Linked DNA regions of Homo sapiens: region 2 is linked to region 1. A link is a loop called in an ENCODE intact Hi-C map of the cell type or tissue named here. Cell type or tissue: CD14-positive monocyte. All regions are shown on one strand. Links, peaks and the distances in the headings refer to the core of each region. The heading gives the core; the rest is flanking DNA.

The links. Hi-C counts contacts between places; a loop is a spot of excess contacts. Peaks named below come from ENCODE experiments on the same cell type or tissue, not always from the same donor. Only the 100,000 strongest peaks of a DNase experiment are listed, where the experiment ranks them.
Region 2: a loop joins it to region 1, with 4 times the contacts of the local background. A loop is called at or near these places in 23 of 110 quality-filtered maps.

Annotation. Positions count from the first base shown.
Region 1 is chr6:117,972,079-117,980,603 of GRCh38, forward strand. The region is part of intron 1 of SLC35F1 (solute carrier family 35 member F1); the gene reads left to right. Among named protein-coding and RNA genes, the nearest start is that of SLC35F1, 69 kb to the left of the region's middle. In CD14-positive monocyte, for the core only: CTCF peaks have their summits at 4,115 (motif pointing right) and 4,315; no DNase peak of the experiment used is centred there.
Region 2 is chr6:118,575,935-118,584,459 of GRCh38, forward strand. The region is part of intron 2 of CEP85L (centrosomal protein 85L); the gene reads right to left. It overlaps LOC107986524 (a long non-coding RNA gene), which reads left to right. Exons shown (of 5, transcript XR_002956384.2): 4 at 317-541; 5 at 5,795-6,364. Among named protein-coding and RNA genes, the nearest start is that of PLN, 32 kb to the left of the region's middle. In CD14-positive monocyte, for the core only: CTCF peaks have their summits at 5,114 (motif pointing left), 5,319 and 5,523; DNase peaks (open chromatin) are centred at 4,747, 5,067 and 5,817; H3K27ac peaks cover 3,052 bases.

The DNA.
Region 1 (8,525 bases), core at 180-8,179:
AATACTTTGCTGCTTAGAAATTTCTTCTGCCAGATACTTTAAGTCATCCCTCTCAAGTTTGAGTTTTCACAGATCTCTAAGGTAGGGTCAAAATGCCACCAGTCTCTTTGCATTGCAAGAGTGAGCTTTACTCTAGTTCCCAACAAACTCCACATCTCCTTATGAGACCACCTCAGCCTGGACTTGATTGTCCATATCACTATCAGCATTTTGGTCAAAGCCATTCAACAAGTCTCTAGGAAGTTCCAAATTTTCCCACATTTTCTTTTGTTTTTCTGAGCCCTCCAAGTGGTTACAACCTCTGCCTGTTACCCATTTCCAAAGTTACTTCTGCATTTTTGGGTATGTTTACAGCAGTGCCCCCACTCTGCAGTACCAATTTACCATATTAGTCTGTTCTCATGCTGCTAATAAAGACATACCTAAGACTGGGTTATTTATAAAGAAAAAGAGATTTAATGGACTCACAGTTCCACATAGCTAGGGAGGCCTCACAATCATGGCAGAAGGCGAAGGAGGAGCAAAGACACATCTTACATGGTGGCAGGCAAGAGCGTGTACAGGGGAACTGCCCTTTATAAAACCATCAGATCTCATAAGACTTATTCACTATCACAAGAACAGCATGGGAAAAACCTGCCCCCATGAGTCAGTTACCTCCCACTGGGTCCCTCCCATGACATGTGAGGATTATGGAAACTACAATTCAAGATGAAGTTTGGGTGGGGACACAGCCAAATCATATCAGCCACCCATACCTAGATCCCCATTATAAAATTAGGGATACTTCTGTTTTTCTTCATAGGCAAGTACCTAGATGCTACAATTTAATAAGTTTACAAGCATTATGATAAATGTTAAAATTGTGGAATTTTAAAAAATACAGTTGGATGAAAGAGTTTGGCTGGTGTTTTATCTGTTACAGTATCTGTTAGGACTACTATAACAAAATCCCACAGACTAGGAGGCTTAAACAATAGAAATTTATTTTTTTCACAATATCTCACAGGAGGCTGGAAGTCCAAGATCAAGGTGTCAGTGGCAGGTTTGGTATCTTCCAAAGCCTCTCTCCTTGGCTTGCAGATGGCCACCTTCTTGCTGTGCTTTCACATGGCTTTTTCTCTGTACCTATGTGTCCCTAGTCTCTCTCTTCTTATAAAGACAGCAGTCCTGTTGGATGACGGTCCACCCACATGACCTCATTTTACCTTCTTTAAAGTCCTTATCTCCTAGTACAGTCTCATCCTGAAGTGAACTGGGGGTTAGGACTTCAACATATGGATTTGGGGTTGTAAGGGGACAAAGGACATAATGACTGATTTATGTATTTATTTACTCATCTATTTACCTAAAAATAAGTGTTACTGAAGGTTCGTAGACATTTTTCCTGAGAGCTGGTTTGATGATGATATGCTTTCTGGGTCTCTCCACATTGCAAGGTCAAAACTTGTTTTTAAATTTATTATTATTTTGTTTATTTATTTATTTAATTTTTAATATATATTTTTTTGAGACAAGGTCTTGCTCTGTTGCCCAGGCTGGAATGCAGTCATGCTCATTGCAGCCTAGAACTCCTAGGCTGAAGAGACCCTCCTGCCTCAGCCTTCCCAGTACCTGGGAATATAATCTTGTACCACCATGCCCAGCTGGTCAAAACTTGTTTTATAGAAACTATACTTTAGGATTATGGGTAATATTAGGGCCATTTCTTCACAACTTTTATAACTGTGAATAAGTGAAGGATGACCAGAAGTACCTATCAATTAATTTTTTAGTCCAATAGTCAGAATCCAGGAATTAACAGTAAACTCAAAGTTATGGTTTCTTCCAGCTCTGCCAAGGTAAACTACATCCAGTGAATCTTGACATTGCTTTGGGTTTAGCTCTGTTACATGCAGCTGGTATGCATATCCAGGCCCAGTACCCTGCTGGATGGTGCCAGTTTTACTGGGGAGGTTATATGCAGAGATTCTGCTGGTTTGAATCCTGGCTCTGCCACTTGTCAGCTCTTTGGACAAATTGTTTAATCTCTCTATGCCCCAGTTTCCTCATCCATGAAATAGGAATAATAATAATACATAGGGTTCTTGTTAGAAATAAATTAGTTATGCCATTAAGCACTTAGTACAAGGTCTAGCACTTAGCATATACTTAATCAGTGTTAGGTCTTACTATTTAGGAGCAGGGCATATATGGTTTTAGTCTGAAAAGATACCATTTTATTTCCCCAGACTAGCAATGTTCCAAACATAGCTGTATTTTCACATGATAGATACTCAGTAAATTTTTATTGAATGGATGAATGAATGATATTTGAAAATTTCTTATTCTGCACTGAAGTGAAATTTAATTTGGATTTTGAGTAGCATAAAGTCAAAAATGCCTTTGAACTCTGGAGCACAGCAGGAGGTTGCTTTGATTCTGAAAATCTGGAAAGATTTTTTGGAGTGTCTGAGCTCAACATTAATATAACTTTTTAATGCTGAATCAAAATAAGAGATCTGTGACAGCTATTCTTAAGAATTTTGGTCTAGGACTCATTTACACTCTTTAAAATTATTAAAGACCCAAAGAGCTTTGGTTTCTGTGGGATTATCTCAATTTATATTCATTACATTATAAATTAAAATAGAGGAATTTAAAAATATTTATGACATGTCCAAAGAACAAAAGTAAGCCCATGTGGGTTAATCTAAATAATGCTTTTTAAATTGTGTTTTCCAAAATAAAACAGAAAGTGAGAAGAGTAGCATTGTTTTACATTTTTGCAAATCTCTTTAATGTCTGACTTAATAGAAGACAAGTGGACTCACATATCTGCTTCTGCATCAATCTGTTGCAAAACTTGCATTGTATACTTGTAGGAGAATGAGAGTGATAAAGGCAAATAATGTGTTAGTATGATTATGAAAGTAGTTTTGAAGGTTTGGACTTCTTGAAAGGATCTTAGGGATTTCCCACACCACACTTGGAGAGCCACTGATGTAAGTCAAGTCCATTAGGAATCCATAGCCTCTGAGTTTTGCAATCTCCATTTATCAGCACTAATGAGCTGAACAGATGGAAATGTTTACTTCCTTCCATTGATGTTTAGAAACAAGTTGACTAAAATGATTTTCCAATGTCATTCACTCACCCTTCAGTGCTAATGCCCATCCTCAAATAAATGAGAACATTAAATAGCTAGAAAAAAAGTTTGTTGAAGTTATTTGACAAAAATAAAGAAATTTTGATTAGAGTTAACTGCATTATAAATGCTTAAAGACAATGTGTGGCCTTTCTCAAATTTAGAGTCCGCTAACTGGGAATGCCAATTAAGCTTTGACCTGGGATTGGCTGGCAGCATCCCAGGAAAAGTCTGGCAGTGTTGTTGAAGAATACTATAGGACCTAATGCCTTGAAAATTTTTTTTCATTTTAGTATGATCTCCCTCCCACTTTGATGTTTTAGAATTAATTGTGTATCTTAACCTGTCAATCAGATGTGAAATTACTATAGTAAGGTGTAATTTTAAAAACTCCCAGATTAGAGTGATAGGAGATGTGATTCTCTTATTTATTTATTTATTTTTGTAGACGGGAATCTACTAACCTATGTAAAAGGGAACTTATTCTGTTCTACAAGTGCTCTGTGCTATGCTGAAGTTGTAGTCTGTATTCTAAATAATCTCCAATTTTATTTTGTTCCTGCGCTAACAAGTTGTTTTCATCATTTTTATTTTTCAAGAAATGATTTATGACTCTTTAAGAATTTAGAAAAGTTACTATCTTCTATCATTTCTGAAAGACTTGATCCCTCTTCTGGAAATTCTGCTTTTTACATGTGAGCACAGTACATCGTACTCGCCAAAAGGTAGATTATCACGTCCTCCACTGTGATAACTTCCCACGCAGTGGCAGTAGTACAGAACATTCACGTTGCCTCTCATGAATTTTAAGACAAGCTGTAAATCTATTGAATGTCAGGCACTTTCCCATACAAATGCATTGTATGTTGAAAATCTAAATAATCAGGAATTCTGAGATGATTTTACTTTAAGGAGTGTGATCTTCTTTGTCTAGTGAGCACAATTCTTTGTCTTCCCTCATGGTGAAATAACTGAAGTCCCTTTCAGCTTCAAATGTATTTTAAGGTTTTCATCTCATGCTCACAAGAGGGCGCTAATTCCTATTCATGCCTATAGTGGCAACAAGACATTTACTCAAATCTCTCACCTCCAAGGTAAACCGGAGAAACCCTGGCTGAAAGAAAACTGCTAATTGGCTTTCTTCCTTTTTAGAAGAGTAATTTCAAATTTTACAAATTTTAGGTTGTAAGAAAACAAATAACATAGTTGGATTATGTGGCAAACTCAGTTTTAAGGGAGGAAAATTTGATTTGGGGAGCAAAGATTTTGTTCTTTGTTCAGTTTAATTCCTGTTTATTTTTTACTGTATTATTTAGATGATAAATAAAGAGTTGCAGTACACAAGGTAATCATTAAATATGTAAATATAAATGTTTAAATAAATACCAAGGTATTTATTTATTGCCTTGTACAGGTCTAAGCCTATGCATATTCTTAGATTAATCTATGTTGCTATTTTCCTTGCTATAATAAAAAAAAAGTTCTTTAGCTAAATCTAGTTCTGCTCATTTTCTCCCCTGATTTCAAAAGTAGTACACATTTATTGCAGAATCCTCAGAAAACACAGGCAAAGTATTTAAAGGAAAACAATAATTGCTCCATAATCCTATAAATCATTTAATCACAGTTAACGTTGGGGCATATTTTCTTCCACTGTTTTCATGTATAATTGTAATCATGCTGTATATAGACAGATAAATATAGTTTTGTGTGCTACTTTGAAAATCTTAATATTATATCAATCAAGGATCATTTAAATTAAATTGTTTTAACTGCAATTTTAATGACTGTCCAGTATTCAATTTTAACTATTCTTTTATTAATGAACATTTATACATTTATATGCTTTTCCATTTTCTACACTATTATAAATAAGTGTGATGAATATCTTTGTAAGTCTTTGATGATACATGTGATGATTTCCTTAGGACAGATTCCTAGAAGTGGAATTCCTGGATGAAAGAACATGATTTTTCTTTTTCTTTTTCTTTCTTTCTTTTTTTTTTTTTGAGACGGAGTCTCTCTCCCTCACCCAGGCTGGAGTGCAATGGTGCGATCTCGGCCCACTGCAACCTCTGCCTCCCGGGTTCAAGCGATTCTCCTGCCTCAGCCTCCCAAGGCTTTTGACATATACTGCTGAACTACTTTCTAGAAAGGTTTTTTAAAACCAATTTATACACTAGGAAGGTGTTTGATGCTCACTACCTTAATTAGTGCTAAATATTTTAATTTAAAAAATAGCTAATTTGATACATGAAAATGTTAGCTAAGTATTGATATAATAAGGATTTTTTTGATTCCTAGGGAAGTTAGCTATTTTCTGTGTTCATTGTCCATTTTTTTTCCTTTTTTATAAATTATCTTCTCATGACTTTTTTCCATTTTCCTATGTGGTGTAAAAGATTTTATCTTCTAAAATGAGCTCTTAATAGTGTAAGACTAATATATCTCCATCTGCTATATCTGGGGTATTTCTAGGTTTGTAGTTTGCCATTTACTTGTCTATGGTTTTAAAAATATATGCATTTGAGCAATTTTAAGTTTTTATGTATTTAAATCTATTAAATACTTTTGTGGTTTTGGTCATTGATTTTTCTTTTAATGCATAGGATATTGAGGTAATTCTTTATCAAAATTTTTTAATGATAGGGAAAGATTTTCAGAGGCAGAGGCTTAAATTTTAGCTTCATTTAGTAATGGATTTCCAGAAGAAACAAGCAGTTGGAATAATAAATATTAAGATGAAAAATTATTTTTATGTTAATTTGGGAGTAGATTTAGTTTTTACTTGAATTTTAGGAAGATTGTGCTTCATATTGTACCAAAGTCTTTTCTGATAAACTAATACAAGTATTTATTACAGTCATTTTTTTCAGAGTAAATTATTTTATTTCTTCAGATGTGTTTATCTGAACTGAATTTGATTTCCTCTGCTATTGGACCTATCTTCTCCCTCCAAAGCAGTAAAGTGGTGCCTGATTTTTTCATGCTTTAGAAATGTCCAATAACAGAAATAAGGGCCTATTTTCTCTTTGGTTCCACTTTGAAAGAATATTCCTATGGAAAATAACTCTTCCCCCTCCCCTGGCCCCCACCCTCTCCAGTTTGCAAAGAAAATAAATCTTACCAGATTACCAGTTGTATGGAGTCTGTCACAGAGTCCAGGTCCCCTTTACCACATTTACTTAGTGTTTTTCTTCAGGCTGGATTAGTCGTTCCCTTTTTTGTGGACACCAACACCGTGTCCCTCCCCTTCCTTACATCTTCATCATAATGAGCAACAAGCCATGTGGTCTTAAGTGCTGTTTATCTTCAATACACAGTTACTCACTACAAAAACTTTACTTTTCCCTTCACGTTATTTTCTTCACTGGCCCTTTCCTTTGACTCCTAGCTTGCTTCAGACCTAAGTCAGCTTTCCTCTGGCAGAAACCCTGGTTCCCATTCTGTCTCACTTACACTGTCATTCCCTAGTCTCTCTCTTTGTCTCATTTAAGGCTACCTTGAGCCCCATTTCCTCATCTAGAGTTGTCAGATTTAGCAAATAAAAATACAGGACACCCACTGAATTTGAATTTCAGATACACAAAGAATAATATTTCTGTATAAGCCTGTCCCATTACTTACACTCCAAAATTATTCTTCATGTGTCTGAAATTCCAGTTTAATAAGACATCCCATGTTTTATGTGACAACCCTGCCCTCATCCTGTGGCTCATTTCATGGCTCTTGTTACTTTCCTTTGGGGGCATGTGGAGCTTGCTCTGGTAGCCACAACTCTTGCCTGAACTCTCAATCTGGTCCCTGTCAGGCTTGACCTGTTCCCCGCATGCCTAGTGTTATTAATTCTTTTACACAATGTGAATCCATTTTTCAGCTTAGCCTGTACTACTGTCTGACTCATTTATATGTTAGTAGATGCCTTTGTGGTCAGTTTAGATGGAAAGCTAGCGAAGAGCAGCTCCCCACCACATCCCCCAAACTTACACCTTGCTTGGACATCACCTCCTGTGTCAAAAAAGCTTCAGTTAATTATAATTCCCAAAGTTGGTGGTGGAACAGGGCTCAGGTTGGAGAGCTTTTCTTTGTACAGTCCATAATATCACAACCCTCCGTTACCCCATTGGAAGATTTTCTTATGAGTCAGAGGCTAGTTTCTGGTCCCTTGAATACTGTTAAGATTTAACTGTGGTGTAAAGCAAATATCAGCAGGTATAGCTTAAGGATTGGTTTTGCCTCACGATGTTTTTCCTTTTTCCAACAGAAGTAGACTTCAGATACATTCATTTTACCTAACCTGCATCTAGAAAATATTAATAGTGCTTTTTATTTCACTAACACAGCTTGCTCTCTAGTAATCAGCATACTGGTATGTTCCCAATCCTGCTGTGTTCTGCCTTTACATCAAAAAGAGAAAATCTTGCTTAAAACACTCTTCTTAAAGCACAGAGAGTTAAAATTTTATAATTATGTCTTTCTTTTCTTCTCTGTGGCTCTTAGTCCAAAGTCATGTAAGAGGGTCTGTTGTAGGAGAAAAGAGAAAATCCAGTTCTGCTTCCATAGGATGTGCTGCGCGATCATCAATGTCATTGTTCCTTAACTTGTATCCATGGGATCCAGCTGATGATGTTTTCAATATTGGAGCCTTTTGTTTCCCAGCATGATGGGATGATGGAGCACTTTGTACATCTCATCAGGAGTATCTGATTCATGTTTCTCCTAACTGTGCCAGCAAGAATTACTTATCAGAATTTTTTTCCCTTTACTGTAGTAAAAAGTTGCTGTTAGCACAGTTGTGAAATTTCTTCTACCCGTGTTGAGTTTGAGGCCTCTGATTCTTTTTACTCATCGAATGGGTTTCTGTTTTATATGTTTATGGTAACCATGGAACCTTGTCTAGAGCCTCATGTGTAAGATTGCAGACTCTGTTTGTGAGGTGTTCTCAACATCGTTGATTTTGAGACAATGTGTGAGGGGGGAAACTTCAGAAATCTACATAAGTAAACCTCCCACTGAGGTTTGGGTGATCAGATGGGCTAGACCTCCAAAACCTCTGCTAAATCTGGGATTCCAGGATGCACATCATTAAAGAAATGTAAGGGGTGGCAGGAGGTACAAGCACCCTTGATTGTCTTTGAAGAAAGCCTAATTATTCCCATTTCACAAAGCCCCTGATTACATTGTAGAATTACAAGAATTAGGTTGAACATCCAGTTCTAATGTTGTATATGTTGAGGTGCCTGACTAATTCAAAATACATTTCATTGGAGGATATTACAATTTCTAGAAATGTTACTGGATATAAGATAAAGAGAAAATGGAACAGAAAGGAGTTTCTGTTTTCATTCTCATTTATCAGACAATTATTAGTACCCTATATCCTTGGCACTGTGTTGGC
Region 2 (8,525 bases), core at 323-8,322, 600 kb after region 1:
GTAATAGTAGACCACCTTACCCACTGGGTAGAAGCTCTCCCCTTCCCAAGGACAACAGCCAGTAATGTAGTCAAAGCCCTGTTAGAACATATCATACCCAGGCACTAGAAATAAAATGGGAATATTATACTCCCTGGCATCTGTCCTCATCAGGGAAAGTAGAAAAAAAAATGAACCAAAATCTAAAAAATCACCTAACCAAATTAATTCTGGAAACCTGGTTACCATGGACAAGATGCCTTCCTATTGCCTTACCAAGAATCCAAACTGCCCCCCTCAAAAAGACCTTAGCCTGTCTGTCTCTTTCCTCCCTCAGGACTCAAGGCCTCCTAGCGAGATTACATCCTTGTCAAAGGTTGGAAAGAGGGAAAGCTCAAACCCACCTGGGAAGGACCTTACCTGGTACTCCTAACAACTGAAATAGCACTCCGGAAAGCCGAAAAAGGGTGAACCCACCACACAAGTGAAGAAGGCCCCACCTCTGGCAAAGTCATGGACCATCACTCCAGGACCAACAGCCTCAAAACTAACATTCAAACGGGTTTGTCTTTTTCTTCTCCCCTTAGCTACTCAAGGATATCTTACTGTTAATGTAACTATGCTTGTCTAGTCTTACCTTGTGGAGATCTCCAAAGTCAAAGACAGTTAGCTTGTACAGAAAAGTACTTCTGCCCCTCTGTGGAAAGAGTTAATACTCCTGTGTCTTGCATATGGGGGGAATCCTCAGAGGAAGAGTTAGGCAATTGGGGGTTATGGTCTCAGTGGGCAGTTTTAGGGCACTGCCCTAAAACCATACCTACACTTCACCAAAGGGGCCACCCCTTCTGACTGTCAATCTAATCATTGCAATCCAGTACTTATCCATTGTAAAAATTAAAGATCTAAAGCAAACCATAGCCATTGAAACACGGTACCAAGATGCAAATGCCTGGCTGGAATAGATTAAATATTCCATCTGCACGCTAAACAAAAGCGATTGTTACGCTTGTGCGACAGGTAGGCCAGAAACCCAAACTGTCCCCTTTCCACTTGATTGATCCTCTGATCAACCGGGCATGAACTGTATGGTAGCCCTCTTCCAAAATCCCACAGCCTGGGGCAGTAAGGCATGTCAAACCCTCTTGCTGCTATTCCTAGAAGTGAAAAGCCCTGCAGGTCGGCCCCTGAGGGCTATCCAACCCCGTACTACAAATATCAATTTCACCTCGTGTCTCTCACGGCAAGGGGAAAATTTGGCATTCCTTGGGAGTCTAATGGGATGCAGTGAATCTAAGCCTTTTCAACAGCTAACCAATCAGTCTGCCCTTGTTCATCCCCAAGCAGATGTATGGTGGTATTGCAGTGGACCACTATTGGATACTCTGCCAAGTAACTGGAGCGGCACTTGCGCTCTAATCCAATTGGCAATCCCTTTCACTCTGGCATTTCATCAACTAAGCAAAAAGGACAATCGTGAAAAAAGAAGTACCCCCCACGGGTCCTTTGACCCTCACATTTATATAGATGCCATCAGAGTTCCACAAGGGGTGCCAAATGAATTTAAAGCCCAAAATCAAATCGCTGCAGGATTTGAATCTGTATTGTTCTCGTGGGTAACTATAAAGAAAAATGTAAACTGGATAAATTACATTTACCATAATCAACAGCAGTTTGTCAGTTATACTAGGAATGCCATTAAAGGAACAGCTGAACAATTAAGTTCTACCAGCCAGATGGCCTGGGAAAACAGAATAGCCCTGAACAAAATATTAGCTGAAAAAGGTGGGGTCTGTGTCATAATTGGGGCCCAATGCTTACAGAGCCTTAACACCCTAGCAAATGAATTAGCCAAAAATTCTAAAATAGAATTCTAGAATTCTTCTCTAGTCTCACGGAAAAATGGTTTAGAAAATGGAAGGGACTCATAACCTTTACTCCCCTTGCAATTATTATAGGTGTACTCATTCTTGTAGGTTGCTGCATCATACCTTGTATTCGTGGATTAGTGCAAAGGCTTATAGAAAAAGCCTTCACCAAAACCCCTCATGATTCTCCCCTGCCCTACTCACATAAGTTCGTACTCCTAAATGACCAAGAGGAACAACAAATCTAAAATATGTTAAAGAAATTTGAAGGGGAAGAACTATAAAATCAAGAGAGGGAAACTGTTAAGGACAGTAAGTTCCTCTTCAAAGTTCCCTTGGTCTCTTGCTCTGTACACAGCCCTTCCTGCTTGATCTGTAACGAGCACTTGTTCCTCAGCTTAATCTGTAACTAGCAAACCTCTTACTCCGTAAACATCTCTGTCACACCCAGACATGTCCAAACACCCCTTAAACTTATTCTGTAGGCAACTCTTCCCACCTTAGCAACAGACAGTCTCTCCCTCCCCTCCTCTCTTAGCAAACTGCGTGTTCACCATATTTAGAAAGGTTTAAGTCTTAGCCAATTGGGTTAATTTAGATTGTTTGGTCCAACCCTAGCCAATGGGGAAAGGACACAGAAACAGGAACTGTGTTAGGAATAAAAACCCTTTGGCCGGGAGCGGTGGCTCACGCCTGTAATCCCAGCACTTTGGGAGGCTGAGGCGGGCGGATCACGAGGTCAGGAGATTGAGACCATCCCAGCCAACATGGTGAAACTTGTCTCTACTAAAAATACAAAAATTAGCTGGGCGTGGTGGTGGGCGCCTGTAATCCCAGCTACTCAGGAGGCTGAGGCAGGAGAATGACTTGAACCCAGGAGGCGGACGTTGCCATGAGCCGAGACCGCGCCACTGCACTCCAGCCTGGTGACCGGGCAAGACTCCATCTCAAAAAAAATAAATAAATAAAAATCCTCTCTTTTGTTCGGTGTGCTCTCGCGAGCGTGACTGATGCAGGCAGCACCCTTCTGTAGAAGTAAATTGCCTTGCTGAGAAAACTTTTTGCCTGAGTGCTAGTTCTTCTTTGCGGCACCGAGCACTTGTTTCTAACACTGGTTTTTTGTTTGAGTTTTTTTGAGACAAAGTCTCACTCTGTCACCCAGGCTGGTGTGCAATGGTGTGATCTTGGCTCACTGTAGCCCCAACCTCCCAAGCTCTAGAAATACTCCCATCTCAGCCCCCCAAGTAGCTGGGACTACAGGCATGTGCCACAACACCCAGCTAATATTTGTATTTATTGTAGAGACATTGTTTCACCATGATACCAAGGCTGGTCTTGAACTCTTAGGCTCAAGCAATCTGCCTGCCTTGGCTTCCCATAGTGTTGGGATTACAGGTGTGAGCCACCACGCCTGGCTGAAAAGCTGTTTTTAAAAATCAAAAAACAAAAAAACAGGCATTCTGATCTCTAGCCAGATTACTGCCAATTTAAAGGACAATTTGATGTATGGTTCAAAGAGGTCAACAATTCAAAATAAAATATTTTCCAATTTGGTCAAGGGGTGGGGACGGGCGGGAAGCTGGTCAGAAAAAAAAAAAAACAGTGACTTTTTACATTTACCAAAAAAAATTAGAATTTTTTTCTTGCCTGCCTTTTAAAATTTCATTCAACTCTACTATTTTCTGGACATCTCACACTAGTTTCAACTTAAGATTAAGTCTCATCAGGCAGTTGACCTGTAGAGAGCTGTAAGTGTTACTTCTCTCCTACAAAAATTTTTACAAATCAAACTATCATGGGATGTAAGTTTTGAAAACACAAAGTTTCTTAGAAATAAAACTATTACTTTATGATAGGACAGATAATAAATGATAATCTGGTCCTTAATCTACCTGCACTGTTTGGAGAGATATGGAGTCAATAATCTCCCTATGTTATAGGAGTTATTAAGAAATTATTTTAGGCAGATAGAGAAGACAAGGGGTCCTTGGCAAGTTTCTTTTCTTTTAAGGCAGCTCCAGATACATTTCTTGCATAGCAGAAAAATGGCCTGAAGGGCGGGCCAGCAAGCTTTGATATGCAAATGCCAGCCATTAGAAACTGGGTCCACTCAATATGGCAATTCCCACCTTCTTCTTGTCACTACAAGTGCCTAGCATCATGGCCACCCCCACATATCCCCACGTGTGTAGAACATCATGGTGCCCTGCATTTGCATATTAAAAGGCTAGGGTGGGAGGACCAGATTTTTGTGGGCTACATGAATGACATACCTGGTCAACCCAATCCCCTGGACTCTATGCAAATCAGACACCAGCTCCTCCAGCCTCCTAATATAAATGGCTGTTTTCTGCTGCACTCAGGGTTCCCTCTCTCAGCTTGGAGCCCCCTCCCTCTGTCTCTGTATGGGGGAGCCCCTTCCTTCTTTCTTGCCGATTTATTAAACTCTCTCCGCTCCTTAAAACCACTCCACGTATATCCATGTCGTCGTATTTAAACTGGCGTGAGAAAAGGACCCTGGTATTCCCCTCCAGTCATCAGAGTCGTATCATTTTGGTGCACTGGCCGGGAATCCGAGGTACAACATTCACTGAAGTGGTGATTATACAAGCGAGCTTAAAATCTGTTCTATCATTCTGAGGTGCTCTTGGCCTCTATTTTAAAATCAAATCAAATCAATCAAAAGGCATCTATCTGTCTGCTGGTTAGCTACACTTATCGTTGGCTGCTGTTCTAAAGACTCAGATGTGAGGCTTGCTGGTGAGAACATGGAGAACCCCCCAATACCCACAGGTGATTGGGAATGTTGGCCGTATTTCGAATCAGCTTCCTTTCATGGGGAGACCTCGCCGTTGCGCAAGGCTGGGAAAAGTTCTGAGGCAACTGAGCATCTCTGGGCAGGGCACACCCTGGTGTGACTCAAAGACCTCTGGACCAGACCCAGCCTCCAACAGCCCATTTCAGGTGCTGGCAGAGAATCCTCAGCTATCCGGTCATGAAACTTTCCTTCCTTTTCTATCTGTGGTCTCTTACTCTGTGTGTATGTGTCAACTGTGTGGGAATTTAGTAACCGGGAGTTTAACTCAAGAATGCCATTGCAATCTCCTGAACAGAGGGTTCCTCCGGGACAGTGAGCCTCTCTCTCTCAGCCCCTTGGTCTGGAGAGCACACGGCATTTCCAGGTCTCTCTACCGCTTGTCTGAGGAGCACACAGTATTTCTAAGCCAACAGTGCCACCTAGAGGAAACAGAAATCCTCTACATGAGGCACTTTTTTTAATGCTAACACTGCAGCTTCCTTTTGCACTGCTAGAAATCAGGCTCTAAGCCTCTTCCAGGAATGGGAAAATTCTGCTTTCAACAGTTAGAAATTAAATGTCTTCCATAGCCAAATTTTAGTCTCAATATTGTCCCATCAGCAGGAAAACAGCCATTTGGTTCCTACATTTCTTTAAGTCACCTATTCTGTCTCCAACAGAGACAGTACTTAATTAGTAAGGGGATTTTAAGTCTGGAAGTTAACTGAAACCATTTTTCTAAGGGTAAATGCTTTAGCATGGGCCATAATAGCAGGATATAGAGTTCAATCTAGCATAACCCCTCCATTAAAGGGGCCTTCCCCAATTACACAGTTTTCCCTGAGATCCATTTTTTTTTAGGGAGGTACACAGGTCACACAAGTCTAGGAGGTCAAAGGGAAATAACAAGCAGAGGACTGGGACTACTTGGGTAAGTGTGACTAGGCCTCAAAAGTCTAGTTTCTCTGGTGCCATGGCTTGGAGGGTCACACCTACAGCCACAGGCGGCACATTTAACTGGGTGCCGGGACCCAGGAACCAGGGAGGGAGACTAGTTAGAGGAATGCCCCCTACTGTTTTCTTCTCCACCCTGAGTCATACACCAAAAGGAAGGAGACTAAAAGGACACTTTTATTCTCACTTCTCTTTCTAGATGGCCAACAGATCGTCTTCAGCATGCACTCCTCTGGAATGTATTTTAAAGCACTGGGACTCCTTCAACCCTGAGACTTTGAAAAAAAAGTGACTCATATTCTATTGCACAAGAGCATAGCCTTCTTACTATCTTGGGGACAGATAAACCTGGCCCGCTGCGGGGAGCCTTGATTTTAATATTATCCAACAGTTAGATCTTTTCTCCAAACAGAAGGGCAAATGGACTGAGATCCCCTATGTACAGACTTTCTTTGCCCTGTGAAACAGCCCAGACCTTTACAAGTTCTGTACAATTGACCCAGTTCTTTTAGCGGCCACAGGGAATCGTTCCCCAGAGCTAAAGCAGGTTCCAGAGGAGCAATCTGAAACAGCTATTGAATGTCCCAATCCTTCCAGTCCCCCTCCAATCATACTATCAGCTCCTCCAGCTCCACTATCTCCAGTATATCCTACTCTCCCCGCTTCATTCTTACCTCTGCAGGAAATGGCTGATAGGAATGGTGCCATGAGGGTTCAAGTTTCCTTCTCATTACAGGACCTTAAGCAAATAAACAGAGACTTGGCCCAATTTTCTGATGACTCCGATAAGTATATAGAAATTTTCCAAAATTTAACTCAGGTGTTTGATCTCACATAGAGGGATGTTATGTTGCTGCTAAGTCAGACCCTCACTGGGGCTGAAAAGCCAGCAGTTCCACAGGCAGCAGAAAAATATGGATATAAGCAACATGCCTCCTGTAGCAGACCAAGGAGAAAAAGAGGAGACAAGGAAGGTAAGGAAGAAGTGGAAACTCCATTCCCACTAGGAAGGGAAGCAGTTCCAGCGGACAACCCTGATTGGAACCCCAATAACGCAGGAAATGAATGGAAAAGGAAGCACTTCTTAAGGTCTATGTTAGAGGGCCTATGGAAGACCAGGGCCAAACCTCTCGATTACTCTAAACTATCTATGATAGACCAGATGAGAATCCCACAGCCTTTATGGAAAGGCTAAGAGAGGCACTAATAAAACACACCTCTTTATCATGATTCAGTCGAGGGACAGCTAATCCTGAAGGACAAGTTTATTACACAGTCAGCTCCCGATATTGGAAAGAAACTACAGAAACAAGCTATAGGACCAGATAGCACCCTAGAGAACCTCCTGAGAATAGCCACTTCAGTCATTTACAATACAGATCAGGAGGAGGCCCAAGAAAAGGAAAGGAAATATAAGTGAAGAACAGAGGCTCTAGTAGCAGCATTGCACGCTTGTAAAGTCCAGGATCCCTGAGGTGCATCTGCTAGCTGTTATCAATGTGGCAAGTCAGGGCATTTTAAGAGGGAATGCCCAGGCAGCAAGACGAAGCCACCTTGACCCTGTCCAGCCTGTGGCGGAGACCACTGGAGATGGATCTGCCCCCAGAGGCAGAGGTCGCTGGGTTCAGAACCAGTCTCATAGATGGTCCAGCAGGACTGACGGGTCCCGAGGCTTAAACCCCCGGCTCCAGCGACTCAGACTGCCATTACAGCACAGGAACCCTGAGTGATTCTGGAAATTGAAGGAAGGAAGGTAGATCTCCTTCTGGATACTGAAGCCAGTCTCTTGCTCCTCCTCTCTAATTCAGGCCTCCCCTCTTCCCAGAGCACAACCATAAGGGGTGTATCACGAAAAACTCTAACCCAATATTTTTCTCAACCCCTTTTGCAGATGGGGAGACTTACTATTTAAACATGCCTTTTTAATCACGCCTGAAAGTCCCACTCCTTTATTAGGTAGATATATTCTAGCTTGCATGGGGGCCTGCAGCATCTTTACAGCCCCAGGACAAACTCTATCTCCCCCTGATGGAAGCTAACATTAATGTGGAAGTGTGGGCAACTTAAGGAAGAATAGGTTGAGCTATAACCACTACGCCAGTCCAGATCTATCTTAAGGATCCCACTTCTTTTCCTAACCAGAGATATTATCCCTAAGGCCAGTGGCTAGGAAAGGGCTAGAAGCCATTATTAATAACCTAAAGATGCAGGGCCTCCTCAAACCCTGTAATAGCCCCTGCAACACCCCAATATTAGGAGCACAGAAACCCAATGGGGAATGAAGCCTGGTTCAGGACCTTCGCCTCATTAATGAAGCTGTAGTTCCAATCCATCCAGTGGTCCCTAATCCCTATACCCTGTTAACTCAAATACCTGAGGGAACTAAATGGTTTACAGTCCTAGATTTAAAGGATGCCTTTTTCTGTACACCGTTACATCCTGACTGTCAATACCGGTTTGCCTTCAAATATTCCTCCAGCCAGACGCCCAGTTAACACTGACGGTGCTGCCTCAGGGATTTTGAAATAGTCCTCATCTGTTTGGACAGGCACTGTCACAAGACCTCTCTGAGTTCTCTCAACCTTAAGTTAAGGTCTTGCAGTATGTTGATGATATTCTGCTATGTGCCCCAACTGAGGATGCTTTTCAGGAAGGCACTGAAGCTCTTCTCAATATGTTAGCTAACAGAGAATATAAAGTTTCAAAACCCAAGGCCCAGCTCTGCAAAACCTCAGTGAAGTACACCTAGGCTTAGTGCTGTCTGAGGGGACCAGAGCATTAGGGAAGGAGGGAGTTGAGAATATTTCTTCCTTTCCCCTCCCCAAAACCCTCAAGCAACTCAGAGGATTTTGGGGCATTACAGGATTTTGTAGACTATGGATACCTGGGTATGGTGAAATAGGCTGTCCATGATATAACCTCATAAAATA